2 separate regions of the Mus musculus genome follow, and region 2 is linked to region 1. Evidence: chromatin loops called from intact Hi-C (ENCODE). Cell type or tissue: left cerebral cortex. All regions are shown on one strand. Region 1 overlaps 4930546K05Rik (RIKEN cDNA 4930546K05 gene). Region 2 holds the start of Gm40515 (a long non-coding RNA gene).

Evidence for each region. Hi-C counts contacts between places; a loop is a spot of excess contacts. Peaks named below come from ENCODE experiments on the same cell type or tissue, not always from the same donor. Only the 100,000 strongest peaks of a DNase experiment are listed, where the experiment ranks them.
Region 2: it touches region 1 in a loop (2.2-fold over the local background); 2 of 42 quality-filtered maps call a loop at or near these places.

The regions. Positions count from the first base shown.
Region 1 is chr9:42,182,828-42,185,327 of GRCm38, forward strand. 4930546K05Rik (RIKEN cDNA 4930546K05 gene) reads right to left here. Exons shown (of 7, transcript NR_040754.1): 7 at 1-1,107. Among named protein-coding and RNA genes, the nearest start is that of Gm36390, 7.8 kb to the right of the region's middle. In left cerebral cortex, no CTCF peak of the experiment used is centred here; DNase peaks (open chromatin) are centred at 811, 1,409 and 1,623; H3K27ac peaks cover 1,242 bases.
Region 2 is chr9:42,239,677-42,242,176 of GRCm38, forward strand. It overlaps Gm40515 (a long non-coding RNA gene), which reads right to left and starts at 1,952. Exons shown (of 2, transcript XR_870673.1): 1 at 1,745-1,952. In left cerebral cortex, CTCF peaks have their summits at 1,244 and 1,447; a DNase peak (open chromatin) is centred at 1,202; H3K27ac peaks cover 296 bases.

The sequences.
Region 1 (2,500 bases):
CTTTTGTAAGAGCTGCCATGGTCATGGTGTCTCTTTACAGTAATAGAACACTGACTAAGACGCTCGTGGTACCCAGGATTCGGCATATCACAGTCCCTTCACCTATCTTGGAATTGCTATAATCACCTATGCATGAACATTCACCCTGTTCAATGGGAAGCCCATTCTCCCTGAGCCAGAACTCTGAAACAACAGAGAGGCTGAGAAGTCCCATTTTCCTTAGGTCATACCCCTCAGCGGTAGTCTGTCAGCCTCCAGCAACAAAGCTCAAAGGCTCTGACTTAAGCTAACCTTGGTAATAATGATCACCTCCACCAGGGCTCACAGCTTCAAAAGCCATAGCTGTTCTCTTCAGAAAGCTTTGAGATTCCAGTTTCTCCACAGGCTTCATAGCAATGGCCTAATTGCCTTTCAGGAAAAATAAAATGCCCACATTTCTGAGCCTCCACCCCAAGGCCCCTAGGCCTTTGCTGTTCACTCCAGCAATGTTTGGGATTGCTAGTTACCAGATCTGATATATCTTCTCCAAGCTGTTTGCTTCCAGAGAAACAGCCCAAGGGACGACAGCCAGGGTAATGGGGAAATGAAACCATCCTAAAGCTTTCAAGTTTCCGAAAGATGAGCACATTTTCTTCTATGTTGTTCCCCTCACCTGCTCCTTGTCCTCACTGCCAACACTCCCTCTGGCCCAGATTTGTTGGCAGTCCAGGCAGGAGCCGACTGCCTACCAGGCATCCTCATTAAAATGCACTGTTCTTGCTAATTACGAGCCAAGATTCTCCCACGGTGGGCCTGGTCTGGGCACTGCCATTATCTTCATAAATAGGCTCTTTACTTTGCAAACGCTGCTGTCACAGTCAGGCATTCTCAACCTGGCAAGGGCTCTGTGCATTCTTGAGTGGTGGAGGGAATGTGTCAGCAAGAGAAGGCAGAGGTATTCATGCCAAAGCAAGGCTCTGTCCTGAGTTCACCCCACTCAGTCTGGGCAGCAGGCAGCCAACACAATGGTTGAATCCGAGACTCCAGCCATGGCGGGCAGCAGCATATGGACCAGATCTTCTGGAAAAATTTATTTCCCATCATTTTCATCTTTACAGCAAAGGCAACCTAGTCAATGTAAAAAAAAAAAAATGTTTTTGAGAGCTCTGTTTTTTTTTTTAAAAAGAATGTTCCCACCCTACCCTCCCCCCCAAATTCACAAACTGGATGGCGGTGTAGGGGTGTGTTTGTGTGTGTGTGTGTGTGTGTGTGTGTGTGTGTGTGTGTGTAGGGGGGACAGATGAGTGCTTGGTCTCCCAAATATGCCATATGCAAGCTTGTCTATGAGAATTTGTTTATGTATTTAACTTCCTTTGCCTACAAAGCTCTGTGTACAGTTTTCTGTTTAGTGCTCAGCCGCCTTTTCCAGTGCTAGCTCTGTCTGAATACAGTCTGCTCTGATCCCTTCACATATGCCACCCCTTTTCTGCACCATCAGGGTGGTTCTATGTCATTTCTTAAGTAGTGCCTACTGTATAATTCTGGCTTTGTCCCCATAGCACACCTGTCACATGTAGCACACCTATGGTCTCTAATCCTTAACAATGGACCTTCAATCTCATTTTGTAATGAGAACACTGAAGCTCAGGGATGCCCCTCCCCCATCCTTCTTCTTAGCCAGGAGCAAAGTGAGGCTTGAAACCTTTAGCTGGTTGTTCATGGTAAGCCTTCGACCCTTCGACCCTATACTAGGTTACAGAGTGCTGGGGGGAGATTCTGCTCTTAGGTGCTCAGTAGAAATGAGTCAAAGAACCAGCCCCACACCATAGCCTAATTAGCTCCCTAAGACATGCTGTCAAGAAGAGCTGTATGAGAAGATAGCTCAAAGTGTCAGGGCAGAGAACATGCCTTTTTGCAAATTCACAGCTCATGAAATTTACTATTAAAAGGGCCACAGGGCCGGGAAGGTTACCGGCCTTCCCTCTAACATTGGTGCAATAATGAAGCACTCCTCAGACTCTGAGGTGCAGAGGCACTGTGGCAGGATCCTGTTAAAGTGCAGGGGGGGTGTAATGCAGGGCTGGGGCTACTCTGAGCAGCCAGACAAGAAGAGACTGCTGACAGACCATGTAAGAGCACGTGGGATCCATAGAAGCAGGAGGCTGTGAGGGTGTGAAGCCAGGTAGGGCTGGGAGTGAGAGAAAAGAGGGAAAATGTCACTGTGTGTCTATCACTCGTTGACCTATGTCTCCCCTTATCTCAGACCCTTTGCCTGGAAACCCCTTCCAATTTCTTTGCCTCGGCCCCACCCCCAAACTTTCATTTGTCCTTGAAAACAACTTAGAGGTCATTTCTAGTAAGCTTTGCCACTCATTGAGACTCAGCTGAGTTTCTTCTCTCACCTCTGGATAATGGTTGGCTCACATCTTAGGTTCTGTCTGCCTCCACCCCCACCCCCAACCAGGACTGTGCATCCCTTGAGGTCAGAGACTACAAATTAATGAAGTGGTACGAAATGGGT
Region 2 (2,500 bases), 57 kb after region 1:
TACTAAAATATTGAATATGCTTTTAATGTAGTCTTTACTGCTTGATTCCATCTTCTAGCTCAGCACTTGATAAATATTTAGGTTGGCAAAATGATTTCAGCTAAAGAATGAATCTAACTGACAGTCTCTTATCCTGGCTTAAGTGTTTGAGACCTGTGTGGGGGTGGACCTGGGCTCTCCTATCTGCTAATTAACTATTGTTTCCAAACTGACCTGTTCCTTCACTGCTGTTAGGCAAATTTATAAGATCCTGGAGGAAGAAGCTGCAACTCACAAAGACAGCTGTGCTGAGACACTGCAGTAAGACTCAGGATGAGCAATTAACCAACCAACCAACCAAACGAGCAAACAAACCAAATCACATATCTACCATCTGATTCAGGCAACTCCTAGATATTTTGTTTTCCTTCAGGTTTCCTGGGAAGCCACATGCATACTCTAAAGCCTGAATTAAGGTTGATAGGTGATCATGAAAAGAGTTTCCCGTCATCCAAAAAGATGTTTACTGTATTTCTAAATATGGCATCATTAATTCTTAGATTTAGCACTTGCCTAACATATGTGAGTCCCTGGGTTCTGTCCCTAGAGCCACAAGGAAAGAAAGAGCAAAGTAAGTTAATTTGTATTGGAAAATCAAAATTAGATATGGAGACATTTAACCTTCTAGAATTGAGACCAGTTTTTCTGCAAACCTCCTGGGTCTCTCTGAAGCTCTTGAAGACATTTTCTTAATCTCTCACTCCTGGCTCTTAATCCTGCTGTTTAGAATGTTACTTGCCCGGTGGAGTCCATGTTCCCTGCCTCTGCCCAGAGCTCATCGGGAAGACTCCATCTCAGATAAACAGAATTTTCCTTGCCAAGCAAAGACATCCTTCACTCAACCATGACTATGGAGAAAGCCATTCTGGTGTCCTACAGCCCCACTGGTGCAATCTTGTCCCCACGAAATGTGCGCACACATGCATGTTGGATTTTATTTGGGGATTTGTTGTTCTGTGGGTTTGCCTGTTGTCAATGAGCCAAGCATGGAACAGGGGAGCTTTAACAGCCTTTGAAAGGATCGCAGCAGAGAGCTGATTTAGGAGTCGGGTTTTCTAAAGACAAGAGAGGGAGTAGATGACCTTTCCGGAACCCTCCAGTCTGAAGGTTTTATGATTCCATTCACGTCCTCTGTCTAGACATGAAATGTGGACGCGCTTGCTTTTATGGCTGCAACCTGAGAAAAGTCTAACTGCGCCACCTACAGTCTCATCCTAGAAACTGCTCTGCTTCAGCCAGGAACAGTACCAAACCTACCCCCGATACGACCCCCAAAAAAGAGAGGGAGAAAAACCCACTGGAAAGAACACATTTCAGAGACTATCCCCCAAGAATAAACTTGTGTTCTTGACCTAACCTTTAAACAAAGCTGTATAATAACTCTCTGTAATTATTTATTCATATAGACAATAGAAAATTTCGCTCTTCCTTTGACAAGCAGAGACAAAGACTTGGAGCGGCAGGTTAGCCACCCATGATTACACAGGAACCATGCTCAGACCACATGCTTTGACTATGAACTGATACTGGCATTGTGCCTCTCCCACAGTGTAGTGCCAGCATCAAGCTGTGCTGGCACTGTTTCTCCCCTCACACACAGGTCTTACATGCACTGTTCTACATCCCAGGCAGCCTGAACCTATCGTGCACCTTCTGATCTTATCTTTGTCCTTATAAATGTCTCCCTCCCATTTCTGTAACTTACCAGCTCCAGAAGAGCTCATGGCAGGGCAGCATCTTTTTCAAACATGCCAAAACCCTGACCTGGATACACTCTAATTGTCTCCACCTCACCTCACGGAGCCTCTCTGTTCCTCCCAAGAATCAGGTTCAACATTACAGCCTCAGAGAGGGCATCCTTTGATGTCATGGTGGAAGCAGTATCCCTAACTCTGTCTTACTCATTTCCTTTAAATTTCAGGTAAGTGTATCTTAAAGATCCTTATTTATCTGGGGATGGAACATGAAGCCCAAAGCTCTGATCAGTATGTTGGGGGCTCTGGTTCCCACACCAGGCTCTTACTAACACTGTTGTCTTTCTGCCATGGTCCTAATTGATGGCTTCAAGACTGAGTGATTGGGAAAGAAGACAAGAGGAAGAAGGAACACTTCCAAACCACATGAAGTTGTCTTTCCTAGCTCCCACCTCAAAGAGAATAAGAAAGAACTTATTTTGGACCTAAATGTAAGTGACTACAGTCCAAGAACACAGATTCATGTTGCCACAAATACTGTGCCCCGATGTGGTAACAGTTTTATCAAATTCCTATTGCAACAGAACAAAGAAAGTTATAAATCAAGAACTTTTAGAATACATTGGTGGGAGCATCAGACAGGTGGGTCTTACCAAATGTGGGAAGCTGTTATAGGTTACTTGTGTAATCTCATGGCACTCCTATCCTAAGCCAGTAGTTTGTTTCCATACTACATAAATAATGAATGACATTAAAGATGCTAAAGA